Linked DNA regions of Homo sapiens: region 2 is linked to region 1. Evidence: read pairs that join two places in POLR2A ChIA-PET (ENCODE). Cell type or tissue: IMR-90. All regions are shown on one strand. Each heading gives the region's core, and the rest is flanking DNA. Links, peaks and the distances in the headings are about the cores only.

The links. ChIA-PET counts read pairs that join two places held together with the same protein. Peaks named below come from ENCODE experiments on the same cell type or tissue, not always from the same donor. Only the 100,000 strongest peaks of a DNase experiment are listed, where the experiment ranks them.
Region 2: POLR2A ChIA-PET joins it to region 1 with 13 read pairs; 2 of 35 experiments call an interaction of 5 or more read pairs at or near these places.

The regions. Positions count from the first base shown.
Region 1 is chr19:13,625,762-13,636,034 of GRCh38, forward strand. No RefSeq gene overlaps it. Among named protein-coding and RNA genes, the nearest start is that of YJU2B, 120 kb to the right of the region's middle. In IMR-90, for the core only: no CTCF peak of the experiment used is centred there; DNase peaks (open chromatin) are centred at 4,120 and 7,480; H3K27ac peaks cover 977 bases.
Region 2 is chr19:13,049,268-13,059,540 of GRCh38, forward strand. All of the region lies in intron 2 of NFIX (nuclear factor I X), which reads left to right. Among named protein-coding and RNA genes, the nearest start is that of NFIX-AS1, 39 kb to the left of the region's middle. RefSeq lists enhancers at 3,430-7,274, 5,077-5,663, 6,251-6,836, 8,011-8,597. In IMR-90, for the core only: a CTCF peak has its summit at 6,149; DNase peaks (open chromatin) are centred at 4,764, 6,154 and 6,944; H3K27ac peaks cover 6,398 bases.

The sequences.
Region 1 (10,273 bases), core at 792-8,791:
GATTGCTGTCAGGGATGGGGTTTCCTTTCGGGGTCATGAAAATGTTCTGGAACTAGATAAAGGTGATGGTTTTCACAACATCGTGAATGTGCTATGGAATTGCATTTTATTTTATTATTTATTTATTTACTTATTTATTTATTTTTGAGACAGAGTCTTGCTCTGTCGCCCAGGCTGGAGTGCAGTGGGGCAATCTTAGCTCAATGCAACCTCCGCCTCCTGGGTTCAAGCAATTCTCCTGCCTCAGCCTCCCGAGTAGCTGGGATTACAGGCGCCCTCCCCCATGCCCGGCTAATTTTTGTATTTTTAGTAGAGACGAGGTTTCACCATGTTGGCCAGGCTGGTCTCAAGCTCCTGACCTCAAGTAATTGCCTGCCTCGGCCTCCCAAAATACTGGGATTACAAGAGTGAGCCACCGCACCTGGCCAGAATAGCATTTTAAAATAGTTAAGTTTATGTTATGTGAATTTCACCTCTACTTAAAAAAAAAATCCCACCAGAAAAGAAGGGAAAAGATACACCCGAAGAGCAGAAAACTGCTAATTGGCCACGCACGAGGGTGGCTCATGCCTGTAATCCCAGCACTTTGGGAGGCTGAGGCAAGAGAATCGCTTGAGCCCAGGAGTTAGAGACTAGCCTTGGCAACATGGCAAAAACCTGTCTCTACAAAAAAATACAAAAATGCGTGCCTGAGTTCCCAGCTACCTGAGAGGTTGAGGTGGGAGAATCACCTGAGCCTGGGAAGTTGAGGCTGCGGTGAGCTATGATCATGCCATTGCACTCCAGCCTGGGCGACAGAGCAAGACCTTGTGGAAGGGAAGGGAAAGGAAGGGGAAAGGGAAGGGGGAAGGGAAAGGGGAAGGGGAAGGGAAGGGGGAAAGAATGGGAAGGGAAGGGAGGGGAGAGGAGGGGAGGGAAGGGGGGAGGGGAGGGGAGGGAAGGGAAGGGAACAAGAAAATAATATTTGCTTCTAAAACTGTTATGGTTTGGCTGTTTGTCCCCGGTAAAATTCATGTTGAAATTGAATCCCCAATATGGCAGTACTGGGAGGTGGGAAGCGGGGAGGGAGGGGAGGGGAGGGGAAGGGAGGGAATTGCTAATTGGAGAAGCTGGGTGATAGGGCCTTGGGGATTTGCTGTATTTTTTTCATTGTATTCTCTCTACTTCTCTACTTTGTGTATATTTGAAATTTTGTTTCTGTTTTTGAGACAAGATCTCATTCTGATGCCCAGGATGGAGTGCAGTGGTACAATCATGGCTCACTGCAGCCCAAACCTCCTGGGCTCAAGCAATCCTCCCGCCTCAGCCTTCTGAGTGGCTGGTACTATAGGCTCACGACACCATGTCCAGCTAATTTTTTTGATTTTTTGTAGAGATGGGGTCTCGCTATATTGCCCAGGCTAGTAATTTTCTATATTTGTTTTGTTTCCTTTTCTTTTCTTTTTTGTTTTTATTTTATTTTATTTTATTGAAATTTTCTATTTTAAAGAGACGTCTGGGAAGTGTGGATTAAGAAGAATGCAGCCCATGTCAGTGGGTTTAGACCAACAGACAATTTTGGCTGGACACAGTGGCTCACGGCTGTAATCCCAGCACTTTGAGAGGCCGAGGTGGGTGGATCACCTGAGGTCAGGAGTTTGAGACCAGCCTGACCAACATGGTGAAACCCGGTCTCTACTAAATACAAAAAACTAGCCGGGCATGGTGGTGCATGCCTGTAATCCCAGCTACTTGGGAAGCTGAAGCAAGAGAATCACTTGAACCCAGGAAGCAGAGGTTGCAGTGAGCCAAGATTGCACCACTGCGCTCCAGCCTGGGCAAGAAGAGCGAAACTCCATCTCAAAAAAAAAAAAAAAAAAAAAAAAACCAGATTGGGGGATTTCTATGTGGGTGAGTCCAGCCCGTAGTTCAGCAGCTGGGGAGCCACTAGGATGGGAAGCAACTCAAAGCAAAGCTGGTGGGATTTTCCCCAGGCCAGGAGGCCTCCAGGTCCGTCACCTACACTGGAGTGTAGAGAAGAAGCCAGCCCTGGGGTCCCTCGGCCTGGAGAACAAAAGGACTCAATCCACCCTGCCAGCCTGGGACCCTGCCCAAGCTTCATCTCCACATCAGTAAAACCAGGCTAATCCTTCATACCTGGTGGGGATTTTGTGAGCATTAAATGAGATCGTGTTAAAAAGGAACAACAAGAAAATAATATTTGCTTCTAAAACTGTTATGGTTTGGCTGTTTGTCCCTGCTAAAATTCATGTTGAAATTGAATCCCCAGTATGGCAGTACTGGGAGGTGGGACCTTTACAAGGTGACTGGGTCATGACAGCCCTCATGAATGGACTGATTCATTTATGGATTAATGAATTAATGGGCTAATGGATTAAGGGGTTGTTATGGAAGTGGGACTGGTGGCCTTATGAAAAGAGAAAGATGAGCCGGGGGCAGTGACTCATGCTTGTAATCCCAGCACTTTTGAAAGCCAAGGCAGGAGGATTGCTTGAGGACAGAAGTTTGAGACCAGCCTGGGCAACATAGTGAGACCCCTGTCTCTATTTTTAAAAGGAGAGGAGAGGGGAGGGGAGAAGAGGGGAGGGGAGAGGAGGAGAGGGAAGGGGAAAAGGAAGAGAGACCTGAAGCTTGAGACCAGCCTGGGCAACATAGTGAGACCCCTGTGTCTATTTTAAAAAGAAAGAGAGGAAAGGAGAGGAGAGGAGAGGAGAAGAGGAAGAGAAACCTGAGCTTGCACACTCAGCTCCTCACCATGCCATCCCCTGCACCGACTTGGGACTCTGCAGAATCCCCACCAACAAGGAGCTCCTCCTCAGATTTGGCCTCTTGACCTTGAACTTCTCAGCCTCCGTAACTGGAAGAAATTAACTCCTTTTCTTTATAAATTACCCAGTTTCAGGTATACTTTTTTTTTAAATGAGACAGAGTCTTGCTCTGTCACCCAAGCTGGAGTGCAGTGGCGCGATCATGGCTCACTGCAGCCTCAACATCTCTGGCTCAAGTGATCCTCCCACTTCAGCCTCCCGAGTAGCCGGGACTACAGGCGTGCGCCACTCTGCCCAGCTGATTTTTTAAATGTTTTATAGAGATAGGGTTTTGCCGTGTTGCCCAGGCTGGTCTCAAACTCCTAGGCTCAAGCAGTCCTCCCACCTTGGCCTCCCAAAGTGCTGGGATTACAGGAGTCAACCACCATGCCCAGCCCAGTTTCAGGTATTCTGTTATAAGCAACAGAAAGAGGGCTAAGACAAAAACCATCTCTGAAAGACACATGAAAATCAATCATAGGGGTCCGCTTTTCTCTGCTTATTTTTTTATATTTAGGGAATTTTAAACCATGTGAGTACGATATGGATTATATGAGTTAATGCATATGTTAAATAGCTTGATTTAGCCATTGTATAATGTATGTATATATATCAAAACATCCATAAGTATATATACAATTTTTACTTGTTGATTTAAAAATTTATTTAATTAAAACGTGAGATCATGCATGTCAAGAGACATCATACTTTTTTTCTTTTTTTTTTTTTTGGTAAAAGGCCAGATAATAAAAATCCTAGGCTTGGCCAGGTCCGTTGGCTCATGCGTGTAATCCCAGCACTTTCGGAGGCCAAGGCAGGTGGATTCCCTGAGGTCAGGAGTTTGAGACCAGCCTGGCCAACATGGTGAAACCCTGTCTTTACTAAAACTACAAAAAATTAGCCAGGCATGGTGGTGCGCGCCTGGAATCCCAGCTATTCTGGAGGCTGAGACAGGAGAATCGGTTGAACCTGGGAGGCGGAGGTTGCAGTGAGCCGAGATCACGCTGCTATACTCCAGCCTGGGTGACAGGGTGAGACTCTGTCTCAAAAAAAAAAAAAAAAAAAAAAGGAGAAATTTGTTCCTAGTATAACATAAGACGTGGTTATTAAAGTGCCTCGTGAACTCAAAAATGCTATGTCACATAAGCTGTCATTATTATGCAGGGAGTCATAAGTCTATGCAATTAGCATTGAATTTTCCTGTTTTTAAATCACATGACTTGTATGAGTCACTTCGTGATCAACATAAATAGTCATCCTGGTTTCCTTAGAAGTCCTTTGAAAATGTCAAAAAGTTCTACTTTTCCTCTTACGCAAATGAGACCATCCTGAGTCAACCATCTTTTAAACTCTTGTGTTTTTTGCCAGAGTTGGTGACCATGAATAGATTGAATGATTGGCCCTGATGAGTCACTCTCTCCTGTGTGCCTATCTTTGCGATGGTCTCATCATGGGTGGTGGGTACTTCTCCATGGCTTGGCCTTAGGCTTGGCCACGTGACTTGCTTCAGTCAATGGTAGGTGGGCAGAAATGGCAAGGAGTGAGTTCCAAACCAGGATTCAGAAGCCACATGTGTTTCTGCCTGCCCTCTTGCACCTCTGCTCCCACCACGGAAACAACTGTCCCAGGAGGAAGAGGAGGGACACGTGGAGCAGAGGAGTCACCCAGCTGAGCCCCAGCCAGATCAGCCAAACCCAGCTGGTACACATGTGCATGGGGAATAAATGACTATTGCTTTAAGCCACTAAGTTTTGGGGTCATGTATGATGCAGCTGTGATGGTTAATTTGGGGTCAGCTTGACTGGGTTAAGAGATACCCAGATAGCTAGTTACACCTTATTTCTGGATGTGTCTGTGTTTTTAGAAGAGATTCGTGTTTGAATCTGTAGACTGAGTAAAGAAGATTCAGCCTCCTCGATGCAGTGAGTATCTTCCAATCCACTGAGGGCAAGGATAGAACAAAAAAGCAGAAGAAGGGGAGATATCTCCATTTCGTGCCTCAGCCTCCTGAGTAGCTGGAATTACAGGCTAGGGCCACCATGCCCGGCTCGTTATTTTTTGTATTTTTAGTAGAGGCGGGGTTTTACCATGTTCGTTCATGCCTATAATCCCAGCACTTGGGAGGTCAGGAGCTAGAGACCAGCCTGGCCAACACGGTGAAACCCCATCTCTAATAAAAGCACAAAAAATTAGCCAAGTGCGGTGGCACACGCCTGTAATCCAGCTACTTGGGAGGCTGAGGCTGGAGAATTGCTTGAACCCGGGAGGCAGAGGTTGCAGTGAGCTGAGATTGCCCCACTGCACTCCAGCCTAGGTGACAGAGGGAGACCCTGTCTAAAAAAAAAAAAAAAAAAAAAAAAAAAAAAAGGAACTTCTGTCCAGTAGCCAAAGTCTGGGCACCTTCTCTATGATTCCAATTGGTTTTTCAACTCTGCCTTCAAAAAAAAAAAAAAAAAAAAAAAAAAAAAAAAAGGCCAGGCACAGTGGCTCATGCCTGTAATCCCAGCACTTTGGGAGGCCAAGGTGGGTGGATCACGAGGTCAGGAGATGGAGACCATCCTGGGTAACATGGTGAAACCCCGTCTCTACTAAAAATACAAAAAATTAGCCGGGTGTGGTGGCACACACCTGTAATCCAGCTACTCGGAAGGCCGAGGTAGGAGAATCACTTGAACCCAGGAGGCAGAGGTTTTAGTGAGCCGAGTTTGCGCCACTGCACTCCAGGTGGGCTACAGAGCGAGACTCTGTCTCAAAAAAAAAAAAAAAAAAAAAAAAAAGCCAGGCGCGGTGGCTTACGCCTGTAATCCCAGCACTTTGGGAGGCTGAGGCGGGCGGATCACGAGATCGGGAGATTGAGACCATCCTGGCTAACACAGTGAAACCCCGTCTCTACTAAAAACTACAAAAAATTAGCCGGGTGTGGTGGTGGGCACCTGTAGTCCCAGCTACTTGGGAGGCTGAGGCAGGAGAATGGTGTGAGCCCGGAAGGCGGAGCTTGCAGTGAGCCAAGATCATGCCACTGCACTCTAGCCTGGGCAACAGAGCAAGACTCCATCTCAAAAAAAAGAAAGAAAAGAAAAGAAAGAAAAGATGCTGGAAGCAAAACCATTTAGAAAGCAATGTCATGTGTTGATCCAGTTAGAAAACTGGGAGGGCCTTGGTCAGCCAGTCCAGGAACGAGGCAGAGAATACTACCTCACTTACCTCCAAGGGCCCATGCAAAAAACAGAGGGCACATTCAAACTGGGTAATCTGAGAAGCATTTAATAAAATATATTTACAGCAAAGGCTGGATCGGTTGGATAATGCAACAGCAACTACAGGAAGCTGTTACCACCCACACCTGAAGGGGTGAAGAAGAGAAGGTTCTAGGCTCCACAGACACAGGGAGAATTGTGCAGAAAAGGCAGCCTGAAAGAGGGACGCACACAACCCATAGCAACCTGAAACAGAGGAAGCCAAGGAAATAAATTTAAATTCCCTTAACTGGCCGGGCGCGGTGGCTCATGCCTATAATCCCAACACTTTGGGAGATCGAGGTGTGTGGATCTCTTTAGGTCAGGAGCTTGAGACCAGCCTGGCCACCATGGTGAAACTCTGTCTCTACAAAAAATACAAAAATTATCCGGGTGTGGTGTCAGGTGCCTGTAATCCCAGCTACTCGGGAAGCTGAGGCAGGGAGAATCACTTGAACCCAGGAGGTGGAGGTTGCGGTGAGCTGAGATCACGCCACTGCACTCCAGTCTGGTTGACAAAGTGAGACGACTACGTCTCAAATAAATAAATAAATAAATAAATAATAAATAAATAAGATAAATTCCCTCAACCTCACCCTTCTCCCACTTTTTTTTTTTTTTCTGCTCTGTCACCCAGGCTGGAGTGCAGTGACAGGATCATAGCTCACTGCAGCCTCGACCTCCTGGGCTCAAGTAATCCTCCTGCCTCAGCCTCCCAAGTAACTGGCACTACAAGTATGTGCCACCATACTCAGCTAATTCTTCCTTCCTTCCTCCCTCCCTCCCTTCCCTCTCTCTCTCCTTCCTTCCTTTTTTTTTTTTTCTCTTTCTTTTCTTTTTCTTTCTTTGGAGAGATGGAGTCTCCCTATGCTGCCCAGGCTGGTCACAAATTCCCGGCCTCAAGCAATGCTCCCCGCTCAGCCTCCCAAAGTGCTGGGATTACAGGCATGAGCCATCGCACCTTCTCTCACTTTTCATCTGTGAGTAACTCCCATTGGCTGAGCCAACCAAAAGCCAGTGGGCAACAGAGCCCAATGATGTTGTCTTTTGGGGTCAGCCTCAGGAACAGAAGAGGGTAGAAGGTGAGGAAGAGTAGAGCTGGAAGGAAAAATGGACTTTACCCACTTTCTCTTAACCAGTTCTCAGCTGACAAAGCATCTTCAGCACTTTCTGCATCCCTGCAATTCAGGTCATCTTTCTCAGCAGCCTGCTTGGCTGATCTGATTCCTTTTTCCTTCTCTGGCTACCAAAGGAAACAGATACAAAAGGGAAAATTGATTTTCCAGGGAAGCCTCCAGTAAGCCTCAAGGACAATCCCATTTATGCATTTATGTTCCTCGTGACATCTGGTTTTGAGCCAGTCCCGCTGTGGGTGGAGTGCTGTTACTATACTGTTTATGTTCTGATCGTATTTCTCTTGGCCCAGAGAGCAGGCAGCTGGCCAAACATATAATGCCCTCCATGGGGGCAGAGGTCTCTCTCTGAGCCCAACAGCTGAGCCCCGCACACAGAGCGCTACTGGGAAATTTGACACCATCTACCATCAGCAGAATGAATGCCTTTGCCATTGGCCCAGGCAAGAAAATCGTTGCTTGCATATCCTGGGCAAAGTCTAGTTATGCATTAACAGTGACAGAAGGACAATTAGGATGCAGGAAACCAAGAAATAATATGTGAGATAAAGTGTACACTCTCCTTGCCTGTGTGAGCCAATTGTTTAAACTGCAAGAAGACACACAGGCTCTGAAATCGAATCCTTCTGTGCTCAGACCCCAACTTTATCACTTCCTGGTGCCATGGTCTCTCTTCCTTTCCTTCCTTCCTTCCTTCTTTCCTTCCTTCCTTCCTCTCTGTCTCTCTCTCTCTTTTCCTTCCTTCCTTCCTCTGTCTCTCTCTTTTCCTTCCTTCTTTTCTTCCTTCCTCTGTCTCTCTTTTCCTTCTTTCTTTCCTTCTTTCCTTCCTTCCTTCCTCTCTTTCTCTCTTTTCCTTCCTTCCTTCCTCTGTCTCTCTCTCTTTTCCTTCCTCCATTCCTTCTTTCCTTCCTTCCTTCCTCTCTCTTTTTCCTTCCTTCTTCTGTCTCTTTTCCTTCCTTCTTTCCTTCCTTCCTCTCTCTCTTTTCCTTCCTTCCTTCCTCTGTCTCTCTCTCTTCTCCTTCCTTCCTTCTTCTGTCTCTCTCTTTTCCTTCCTTCCTTCCTTCGCGCGCGCGCGTGTGTGTGTGTGTGTGTGTCCACTGCCTATGTTCAAAATTCTCCTCCTTCTATGAGGATACCAGTCATATTGGATTAGGGATTGCCAGGGTTTGAATGCATGTGTGCACCCAAATTGAAATGTTGGACCCTAAGACCCATGCAATAGTGTTAAGCAGTGGGGCCTTTAGAGGTGATTAAGTCCGGAGGACTCTGCCCCTCTGAATGGGATTAGTACCTTAAAAAAGGGCCTGAGGGAACTAGCTAGGGCCTTTGGCCCATCTGTTCTTTTTTTTTTTTTTTTTTTTTTTTTTTTTTTTTTTTTTTGAGACGGAGTCTCCCTCTGTTGCCAGGCTAGAGTGCTGTGGCGTGATCTTGGCTCACGGCAACCTCCAACTCTCTGGTTCAAGGGATTCTCCTGTCTCCACCTCCCGAGTAGCTGGGATTACAGGCATGCGCCACCATGCTTGGCTAATTTTTGTATTTTTAGTAGAGATGGGGTGTCACTATGTTGGTCAGGATCGTCTCGATATCCTGACCTCGTGATCCGCCCGCCTCGGCCTCCCAAAGTGCTGGGATTACAGGCGTGAGCCACCATGCCCGGCTGCCCATCTGTTCTTTAAAAAAAAAAAACAAAACAAAACTTTTTTTGAGACAGGGTATTGCTATGTTGTCCGGGCTGGTCTTGAACTCCTGGGCTCAAGTGATCCTCCTGCCTCTGCCTCCCAAAGTGCTGGCATTAAAGGCACGAGCCACCATGCCTGGCTGCCCTTTTGTTCTTCTGCCACGTAAAAACACAACAACAAGATACCATCTCGAAGGCGGAGGACAAGCCCTCACCAGACACTGAATCTGCTGGTGCCTTGATCTTGGACTTCCCAGCCTCTAGGACCATAAGCAATAAATATCTGTTGTTTACAAATTACCCATTCTCTGGTATTTTGTTATAGCAGCAGGAACGAACTAAGACTAGGCCCACCCCAGTGACCTCATCTTAATGAATTATGTCTCTAATGACCCAAGTTCCAAATAAAGTCACATTCTAGGGTACTAGAAGTTAGGACTTCAACTTATGAACTTTTTTTTAAGACACGAGGCCTGGCTCTGTCACCCAGGCTGGAGTGCAGTGGCGCAGTCATAGCTCACTGCAGCCTCAAACTCCTGAACTCAAGCAGTCCTCCCACCTCAGCCTCCCGAGTAGCTGGGATTACAGGTGTGTGCTACCATGCCCAGCTCAACTTATGAGCTTTCAAAGACATAATTCAACCCATAATGGTAACTTAATCTGAGTCTCAGTCTCCCTGTAAAACAGGCTAAGAACCTTGAATGGACAAATAATCTTGATGAAATGATTATGAAAAAGGGAGGCATTTAAAACAGTTTCTGGCACAGAGTGGGTCCTGAAAAAACCGTCCGGCTAGGAAAAGATGTGCTAAAGACTTCCAGGGGGAGTCCAGGGGTGTAGGAAACACGGAGAAAAGCCTGCAGATAAATCAGTGAGTGACACTAGGTATCATGTAACACTGTCGTCAATTTTGCTAAGATATAAATTACAAGCCAGGCACAGTAACTCATGCCAGTAATCCCAGCACTTTGGGAGGCCAAGGCAGGCGAATCACCTGAGGTCAGGAGTTCAAGACCAGCCTGGCCAACACGGCAAAACCCCATTTCTACCAAAAATACAAAAATTAGCCAGGAGTAGTGGTGCTATCCTGTAATCCCAGCTACTCAGGAGGCTGAGGCAGGAGAATCACTTGAACCCAGGAGGCAGAGGTTGCAGTGAGCTGAGATCACATGACCGCACTCCAGCCTGGGCAACACAGCAAGACTCCATCTCAAAAAAAAAAAAAAAGATATAAATTAGTACAATAAAATGTACCTGAGCTGGCTGCAGTGGCTTACATCTGTAATCCCAAGGACTCAGGAGGCTGAGGCAGGAGGACTGCTTAAGCCCAGAAGTTGAAGACTGCAGGAAGCTGCAATCCTGCCACTGCACTCCAGCCTGGGTGACAGAGTAAGACCCTGTCTCTTAAAAAATGTTTGA
Region 2 (10,273 bases), core at 1,362-9,361, 580 kb before region 1:
AAATAAAAAAATAAACTAAAAATTAAGCATAGGATTCAGTGCCATTTAGTACCTTCACAATGTTGTGTAACCATCACCACCATCTAATTCCAGAACAATTCCATTGCTCCCAAAAGAAACTCCATACCTATTAGTTGTTAGTCCCAATTCCTCATTCCTCCTAGGCCCTGGCAACCGCTAATCTGCTTTGTTTCTATGGATTTGCCTAGTTGTGGATGTTTCATATAAATGAGATCATACACTATGTGGTCTTCATGTCGGGCTTCTTTCACGGAGCATAATGTTTTCAAGGTTCCTATATGTTGTAGCAGCAAGTGTCAGTGGTTCCTTTTTTTTTTTTTTTTGAGACAGAGTCTTACTCTGTCGCCCAGGCTGGAGTGCAGTGGCGCGATCTCTGCTCACTGCAACCTCTGCCTCCTGGGTTCAAGCGATTCTTCTGCCTCGGCCTCCTAAGTAGCTGGGACTACAGGCGCCCGCCACCATGCCCAGCTAATTTTTGTGTTTTTAGTAGAGACAGGGTTTCACCATATTGGCCAGGCTGGTCTCGAACTCCTGATCTCGTGATCCGCTCACCTCGGCCTCCCAAAGTGTTGGGATTACAGGCGAGAGCCACTGCACCCGGCCAGTTCCTTTTTAAGGCCAAATAATATTTAATTGTATGGCTGTGCCACATTTTGTTTATCCATTCATACATTGATGGATATTTGGGCTCTTTCCACTTTGTGGTGTGAGTAATGTTGCAGTAAACATGCATGTACAAGCATTTATGTGGATGTATGTTTTGGATTCTCTAGGGTATATACTTAGGAATTGCCCTGTCCTAGAGTTTCATAACTGCATTCCTTGTGCATCTTGTCTGCCCAGCAGTGCTGTCCCCTTAGTGGGCACCCAGGGTCTCTCTGGGTTGGGCCCCTGCTGACCCTTCCATCACTGCATTTCTTTACTTCTCCTATACTGCATATTCCAGCATTTGGAGCTCTCTATAGCCCCTGAGTGTGCTGTGCTATTCCTGCCTTTGGGCCTCTGCTCATGTGTATCTGGCATGGTCCCTTCCCCTTTTGTCTGACGGCCTCTATCTTTTTACCCCCGGCCTGGCTGTCACCTCCTTGGTGCAGCCTTGTCCCGCATCACTTCTCATCCTCTGAGGCCAGTCCCTCCCTCTGAGGGGGCCTCCATTTTGTCCATTACACACCAGCTTTCAGCTGCAGGGGGGTGTTACCCAGGCAGCTTCTCTGGCTCTGTATCTGTGTGGTTCCTGGCGTCTAGCAGGTGCCAACAAACACATGTGGAATTAACTTTAAGGCACTGCATGTGCTTTTCCAAGTGTGCATGTCACAGATCTGTGTGTGACCCACACAGATTTGTATGTCTGCCCCTGCAGACATACAAATGAATATAGAATCAAGGTGTACCTCCCATTACTCTCTGGACCCCTGGGTGTCGGTGGCCTCATATTTGCTTCTCTGTGACCCAGACAGGACTTGGAGAGCTCTAGAGTGATTCTGAGGAAACCCAGTCCCCTTTAACCCAAACAGGTGACCTAACTGTTCCAGACTACTGGGGAAGCTCTGGTCACAGGGGACATGCGACCTGTCTTTTGGCTCTTTCCCTTCACTCCTCTAAGCATGTGGCTGAGTAGCCTGCAGACAGATGGCCTGTCCCTTCCGTCCTTCCAGACCAGCCCCCTTGGAGATGGCCCTGGGCAGGGAGAAGGCAGGCCCCAAAGCAGCCTCCAGGTCCCGGGAGAAAAGCATAGTTGCTACCCTGGTGTTGTTGGTAATGACTTGGCAGTGGAGGGAGGAGGGTGCATACCTCCAGGAGGATAGTAGCAGGGGAGCCACGGAGTAGCTGCCCCATGGCTTGGGTACTGTGCTGCAGATCTCATCGCTGAAGGTGTGGCTAAGGCTGTCCCACCAGGTGTTTGGGATGCTGTCTGGCCCCTATACCAGCCCCACTCAGGGCCAGAGGGCTCTAAATGAGTCACTCAGCTCTGGCTTTGCCAGGTGGCCCAGGGTAGGGGGATGCCTCAGGTGGGCACATCACGGTGCTGCCAAAGACTCAAGGAGGAAGAGGGGTGTGTCTGGCCACTACCCAGAGCTCACTCAGGGTACTAGGGATGGAAGGGAAGAGGAGGGGAATGCTGTCTGACCTGACAGCATTGCACAAGTCAGCCGTCCTGCAAGGTGGCTCTTTGCTGCTTTTCTTCTCGCTGGTTCTCCCCTGTCCTTCTCTAGCTGGGATTCCAGCTCTAGTCAGCCAGTGACATCTCCCCCGTACCCAGGCCAGTGAGCCAGATTTTTTTCCAAGCCTCAAGTCAGGCAGGTTCGGGGAGGAGACAGCCTCTCAGGCGAGTGAGCTCTAGAGGCCCTTCCTCGGAGAAGCCCAGCCCTCCTCCTCCTCCCTTCTTGGCCCTCTCCTCTCCCTGGGCCTCTTCCCCACGTGGCTCATTACAACTCCAGTTGTTCAGGTCTTGACCTCAAGAGCCTTCCCTATTGACCCCTGACCAGCGATACTAATCTGTGTCAACAGGCCCCAGGGGTTAAAGAAACACAACCCGCCGCTGCCGCCTTAGCAGGTGCCTGGAGGGGGCGGGGCGGCTCCCGGGAGCAGCCGGGCGGCTGCGGGAAGGCACTTCTTAGGCGCCGCCTCCTCCTCACAGCGCCCGCCTTCTCCGCTCCGGCTTCATGCTCTCCAGGTTTCTCCACTTCCTTTGCAGACCTCCCTCCTGCCGATTACCCACTCCTCTGTGCCCCATTTCCCTTCTGTCTTTCCTTTGCTGTCCACTCTGCTTGCAGGATTTGGGACCAAACGCCCTCAGGCATCCAGGTGGTGCCCGGGTTGATATGCAGCTGCCTGCCCTTGCACCTCTGGGGGCTTGTTAAAATGCAGATCCTGGGGCTTGTCCAAGTGGGTAGGTCTGGGCAGGGCTCGTGAATCTGCATTTCCACCTAGTACCCAGGTGCTGTTGGTCCTCCAGGCTTTCCCCCTGCCTCTGCCAGCTGCTGCCTCTCTGAGATGTGCTCTTTTGTCTCCAGGAATGGAGCCATCCTTAGGAGACAGAGGCACACTGCTGGCCATCTAGGCTGGGGGTAGAGCCCAGATGGGAGCCCACCTGGATGGCACGAACCACCTGAGTGATCCCCCTGTTCTCAGAACACAGGTGGGTCACCTGAGGATGTCCTGGTGACGATGCAGGAGCTGCCAGGCAGGACCACCATGAGTCACTGGGGGTCATGCCAGTGAGCTTCCTGCGCTGCTGGCCCTGGCTCTGCTGAGGGCCATGTCAGGGTGAAGGGGGCACACTCCTGGCTTAGATAAGACAATCCAGATTCTCTCAGAGAAACAGTCACATGTCAGACATGTGCCCTTTCTTGGGCTGAACCTAGAGTTGTTCATAGCCTGGCCTTAACCCTGCCGATTCCATATACTGTGCTCATCTCGACCCAGTTGAGGCTGTGCTTCTGTGCTTCTTGGAACGGCTCGGCTCCAGGGCCGTGAGGTTGGCACCCCCTGCACCCGTCCACACACACAGACCAGAGGAGTGAGGATGATGAGGACAGGGACATTAATCACAGTTCTGTTCTGCCTGGCACTGCAGCCCAAGTCCCCAGGAGTCTGTGTCTTCCCATGTTCCCTTCGTCCTGTTCACAGGGAGGTGGAAATCCAGACAGAAACCTGCCTTCTCCTCCATCCCCACTTGAAGCTGCTGGTACTGCCTCTGGCCATCCAGCCTTAAGACGTCCCTTCCTTCCGTGTGGCCCCACAGCCACAGGCTGCCCCTCCTGCACAGTGCACACATGTCTGGCAGGAGATGGCCCAGAGAAGGTGCTAAGCAGAATGCGGGGTAGGGCTTCATCAGGGCCTGGTGTGCTGGGTGGTTTGACAGTGTTTTGTGGGGGTCTTTCCTGTAGCTCCAGGAAACCTAGATGGGGGTCAGGCTGGCTGAGGGAGCACCCTTGGGTGCTGCCCTTTTTCCGAGTGCTCTGCTTCTCTTTGACTTTACTCTCTATCCCCTAGTCACCCCAACCCACTCCTTTTCCTTCTTCCTCTTGGCTGTAGCTCCCTCACAGGGCTGGGGAGCAATAGACAAACTCTCCAAAAATATTTTTTTTAAGTTTCCCAAACTTTTCCAGATGCCAAGAAGGGGCCAGGGAAACTGCAACTGCAGAGGGGGGAAGGGGAGAGGAAATGTTCCAAGGCCTTCCCTCCCTTCCGCCTGGAGGCGAGGATAACTATGGGAGCAGGGTGACTCTGGTGCCCTCAGACAGTCCACCTGGAAGGGAGAAAGGCCCCTAACCATCCCACCCTTGCTACCCTCCAGCCCATCCTCCATCCTCATTCCCAAAGCCCCCAGCAGCATGTAGAGGTAGAGGCAGAGAAGGATGTCAGTGGGGCACCTAGGAACTTCTGGGGTTCAGAAGGGTGGATTTGGGACATATACCCCCACCAGTTGAGGGAGGTCAGGAGCTGAGAAGTAGGAGAATCTGTCCCCAAGGGCTCCCTCCCTGGGAGTCTGGGGCCTGATAGAAGAACCTGCCACTGCTGGGGTTGAGGTGTGGGGGAACAGACAGGAGGGGGTGGTGTGTGAGGACAGTACAGGGATCACTGCCCTCCCCCAGTCCCACCCTCAAGGGGTGCTGCCCCCACCTCTACCATTCTGTCCATCCACTCCCTGGACACCTCCTAAAACAAAGGCCTCTTTGTGGTCCTGGCCTACTGGCCTGCGGCCAGCGGCATTCTTTGCGTGTTTCCTGAGCACGGATCCCAGCTTCGTGGTCAGCTCCTCCCCCACCCAGCCTGCTTCCCGGCCTGACTCCTGGTAGCTCAGAGCAGTCCCCTCTCCTGTCCTGCCCAGGGTCCTCCCCCAGTTCCCGTCTCTACCGTGGACAGATCTGGACAGAGAAGGGAAACTCCCAGGAGCTTGGCCACTGGGCCTTCGGTGGGGGTTGGGGGACAAGTGGAGGTTCAACTCCATCCCAGCTCCAGCTGACTTTGGTGGGTTTCGCCGAGCCTCTGTTGATATGTTCTCATCTGTAAAGATGGGGAAAATAACCACCCCTTGGGGCTATCAGGCAGATTCAATGTCTCCAAAACACAGAGCTCCTGCTTGCCGCAGAGTGGAAGAGGCAGTGTGTAACTCGAGCTCCCCATTTCTGCACTGCTCCCTGGGTTCCTAGGGGGCTGGAGGTGGGCTTGGTGGGCGGCTGAGGAGCTCAGAGGAGTCTCCAGAGTCTTGGGTGGGACGTTTCCCTGCACTCCTGTGGGTGCCCCAAACCTATGGCCCACTCCTGGGAGTGCTGAGGCCAGTACCCCAGGGAGTCCTACTCCAAGAGTCGGAGCTGGGTCCGTAGCAAGTGGCCTGCCTGTCCTAGGCCTGGTCTTGCTCTGTGTGCCCCCAGCCCCTCCTGGCATCCATGTCACTCTGTAACAGCAGTGGGGTGTCCTCCCTGGGTTAGGCATACAGGGTGGTTGGTGCCTAGAGCCCTGAAAATAGCAGACCTGAGGAGGGCGGGGGTAGGGGGACCAAGGAGGGATGGCCCAGCTTTTGGAGAACACTTTCGAATGTCAGCAGATGCACACCCTTCAGTCACCAGCCACAGTCACACACAGAGACACACACAGTCCTAATGAAGTCCTAGATCACTGCTTTGGGGGGTTTTCCCCCCCTCTTGTTAAAAAATGTTCATAATTTGGAAAGAAAAGGAGCTTTTTACAAGCTGGCGGCTCTAGAGAACTTTCCGTCGGTTCTTTCTGGCCTCGTGATGGGTGGGGCCCACTTTTCCCTTCCTTCTCTCTCTCCCCCGCTCTCCTAATAATCCCCCCTTTCCAGCCTCACCAAACACACACACCCTTTAGGAGACCTCCCGCCGGCTGTCACCCCAAGAAAGCTGGAGGAAAGCCGAGGACCTGTCTGTGCCCTCCTGGGCCCCATCCAAGCGCCAGGCACAACCCTCCCCCCCTCCCCACTCCTCCCTCCCACTTAGAGGTTGGCCCCCACAGGCCTAGAGTCTTCAGATTGCTAAGCTTCCCAGAATCTGTGCCTGGACCCAGGCCCAGCAGCCTGCCTGCCCTTCCCCGAGGGCCTGCCCCACTCTCCCGCAGGGTGAGGGTCCCCCGAGTCCTTCTTGCATCCGGGGGCCCCGCCAGGGAGGGCAGTGCTGAGCTCACCGCCTCGGCATCTGCCCTCCCCCTGCCTCTGGTGCGAGGGCCGGCCGCACTCCCGCCAGTGCCTTGCTCCCTAATAGCTTTTTAAGTCCAACCACATGTGTCTGTGGAGTGAGGAGCCGCCCCTCACGGGGCCTCGGCTCTCCTCCTCCCTCAGCCAAGACCACCCTCCACTTGGAGCAGCCTCAGGGCTGGGGGAGGGGGGGGTCTGCCTCCTGAGAGCCCATCTGCTCGCCCCGGGCCTAGCTGAGGAAGAAGGGGGCGGGGGTCTCTTTTGGGAGTGTCGCGTGAGGCCAGCCCTCAGGCTCGGCTGGCCCCAGGTTCCCCAGCCTCTCCTCTGGGTCCTGCAGTCTAGGATCCTCTCTCTCTGTAGGGCAGGCCAGGAGGGACTGGCTTCTGGGTGTGGGAGCCTGGGTGAGGAGTCCTCATCTCACCTCGCGCCTCCCTGGCCAGGGACTTTGGCCAGCAAATCTCTCCTTGCACCCAGCCCCACGGAGGTGACCCCCCAGTCGCCCCTCAACTCAATATACGTGTGGTTCCCTGTGCGTGTGAGTGGTCTGTGGGGAGGCCTGTGGGGTGCGGTTTCGCAGGAGGGGAGTGAGGGCTGAAAAGCAACGAGCTAGCAGGCTTGGGGTCCTAATGAGAAAATTGCTTCCAGCCAGGGAGCCCTGCTCTGCGGCTGAAATTGCATCCAGCCCCAGCCAACTTTGCTGCCGCAGTACCCGCCCTTCGGAAGGAGTTGGGGAAGCAGGCGGGCAGGGGGAGGAGCGGGCTTTGCACATGACTCAGGCCCCCCCACCGCCCCGTTCTATATGAACACACCTTGAAGAGTCTCTTCTGCCTCACGGGGAGGAGCTTGAGGGTCAGGCTTGGCTCTGGACCCGACCGTTTGATCCTTGGGAGGCAGAGGAGGGAGTGGGGAGGGATTTCCTTTCTGTTTTGCTCAGTTCTGCTGCACTTATGAGGTGCTCACTGTGTGCAGAGGGCTTGGAGAGGTGAGCTTGCATAGGCTGGGCCCACATAGGGTGGGCCCACCCACCCGGTGGTATTCACTCTTACTGTTAAAGGGTGTTAGGAGCACTTTGTTTTCACAAAGATCCTGCGTGGAGTCCCGCCTTCTAGGATGCTTCATTTGAAATTCGGCCTCCCTGGAGTGGGGTGGGACCCTCTTGCCTGTCCTTCCACTCGGGAGCCCAGTGCCTACACCCGAGGCCAGGGAACCCAGGGGTGAAAACCTGGCTTAGCTACATTCTTCTTTCTGTTCCTCACTTACTTGGACCATTGAGCAGAATCAGCTGCAGAATTTGTGGGGCCCAGTGCAAAATGCAAACTCAGGGCACCTTGTTCAAAAATTAAGAATTTCAAGACAGCAACAGTGGAAGTCAAGGTTATGAAGCCAGCCCTGCTTCCAAGGAAAGCTGGTACCACCCAGCAGCCCACTGGTTCAGGGGCTGTGGCCTTTGCCCTGATCTGAAACAGGAGGTTCCACCTGCTTGTTTCCTGGATCCTGGGGAATCTCTTCCCAACCTGGGACGGTGGTCTCCCTGCTGCTGCATCCCTCAGAGACTCTAACTTTCTGGATTTTAGAGATGTTGCTTAGGGAGGAGGGCTATGAGGGGAGGGAACAGAATGAGAATGGATCACACCTTCAGTGCTTAGAGAGTCTCAGGGCAAGGCCGCACTTGTCACCCTTAGGTGAACCTGACAGTGGAACCATATCCCTGGTGAGGTGGAACCTGCAGCCTGCTGGGCCCAGCCAGTAGCGGGTCAGTGGGACCTTCCCCTCCTCGGGTGGAGCCTCCCCCACCAATGACAAGTTCTGACGGCTGTGCCTGTGCAGAGCGGGGAGCGAGCAGGAGTGCTTGGAGGGAGGGAAGCAGGCAGGAGGAAGGAAACAACCCCATTGTCATCCCCCAAATTACTGGCTGGGATGGCAGGGGAGGAGGCGGAAAGCCGACATTGTTTACTTAATTAAAAGTAAACAACAATTTGCCGCTGCCAGCCTCCCATTAGCTGTGTGCGAGGAGCCCTACGAGCTGCAGACTCGGCTTTCGCTCCCACCAAGCCGGCTCCTGATGCCACACCCCCAGCCTCGGCTCCCCAGGGCCCCGGGCCCTCCCCTGCTCATGTCCTCCTCAGGCTGAGGAGAGGGGAACAAGCTATTAAAAGTAAATAAATACATAAAAAGAAAACCCACTAGTGTCTCAGAGTCCTGTGGGTCAGGATAAGAATGTCAGAAACTGTCATGTGGCAGGCCAGCATGGGGCCTAGAGACCCCTGAGTGTGTACACTGAGGTCTGGTTGTGGTGGGCTGGGCAGGGCAGGGGGCACTTCTTTGTCCAGTAAGCCAGATGTTGGACTACCTGGGGAAGGCAGCCCCTCCCTTCCTCCCTCCCTCCCCGCAACCGAGGCCCTAGTCTATACTACCTGGAAGCCTGGGCCTCTCTGCCCCAACTCCCACTTTTTCCTTTTCCCTTTTAGCAGCTTATAAACATCCTTCTCCCATCTTTTTGGCTCTGCTCCCAGAAGGGGGCTGTTCAGGGATCCTGGAGGGCTGGGGAGAGAGGCAAGCTCCTTGGGGCCTGAGGGGAGAAAGACAGCTGGAACTGGCCCCACCCCCAGGACAGTACAGCTACAAGTGACCCTAGGAACAGGGGAGGGGGTTGCCCTAAGTTGGGGTGAGGTGGGGACCCTCCCAGCTCCTGCTTCTCTGGAGCCTTCAAGCAGGAGGGGTGGTTGGATGGCAAGAGGGGTTTTGCATGGGCTTCCACCAGGCTCCAGGGGCTAAGCAGGACACCTTTCCAGGGATCTGTCCTCAGGAAAGCCCTCACCTCTCCTGTAGGCCCTGCCTGCAATTATGTAGAGCACAGGCTTCCATCTGGACCTCGGTAGGCATGACCTGAGGCCCATGACTTTAAAAGCTCAGGATGTGCGCTGGGCGCAGGAGCTCACATCCGTAATCAATGCCAGCACTAGGAGGCCCAGACCAGAGGGTCGCTTGAGCCCAGGGGTTCGAGACCAGCCTGGGCAACATAGGGAGAACTTGCCTCTTCTAATAGTTAAAAAGGGGTGGTAGCATGCACCTGTGGTCCCAGCTACTTGGGAGGCTAAGTAGCTGGGACCACAGCTGCATGCTACCACCCCCAGCTAATTTTTTAGGAGAGCTAGGAGGGTCCTTAAGCCCAGGAGTTTGAGGCTGCAGTGAGCTATGATGGCACCACTGCATTCCAGCCTGGGTGACAGAGCAAGACCCTGTCTCAAAAAAAGCAAAAAAGAAACAGAAAAGAAAAAAAGCTCAGGGCCCGGATACTGCAGGGAGAGAAGTACAGGAGCACATGAAACGTACCCAGCTTTATGAAACCATTGCTGAGCCTCCTTCTGGGGGCCAGACAGGCAAGGTGGGGAGGGGTAGGTCTGAGAAAAGAGCTAGACTGAGTGAATGAAACAGCCCCAATCCCCAGGGTGTGGGGGTTGAGAACCCTGGTCTGGAGTTGGTCCCTCCAGGAAGATGTAGGTCCCCACTCTTCCCCGGAGCCACCGTCTCACCTTTCTCTTGTCCCATCCCCCATCCTCATTTGCCTCCTCTCATCTTAGTCCTCCACCATTAGGATTCACACATCCACATGCACGTGCACACAAGCGCATAGATCCCGGGATTCGTGCACATCGGGATTTTCACATGCACTCACACACATAGACAAATCTGGGAAGTCTGTCCCATACTTAATTGAATTAAAGGACTGGGGTTTGGCAGGACATTGTGTATCTGAGCTGCAGCCTCTTGCAGCCGTTTCAAGGGCTGATGGTTCAGTCTCCCTGTAATTCCAGCCGCTGCTGCTCCCTGTGGGCAGGTGGCTGGGTCTGCGCCTGTCGCCTCTCCCCTTCCCCTTCTCTCTCCTTTTACTTCCTAGGCCAGAGCCCCCCAGCACAGGGCCTGGGGAGGCTGGGGACACCCAGTGTATTCCTCCTCCCTTCTCCCACTTGCATTCTGGGAGCTAGTGGGAGGTTAGGGCCTCCTGAGGAGGAGGTACCCCCAGCGTGAGGCCAGGGGACTGTCAGAATAGAACAGTCCAGGCAAATCCCTCCTTCCAGGTTTTCTGCTGCCCAT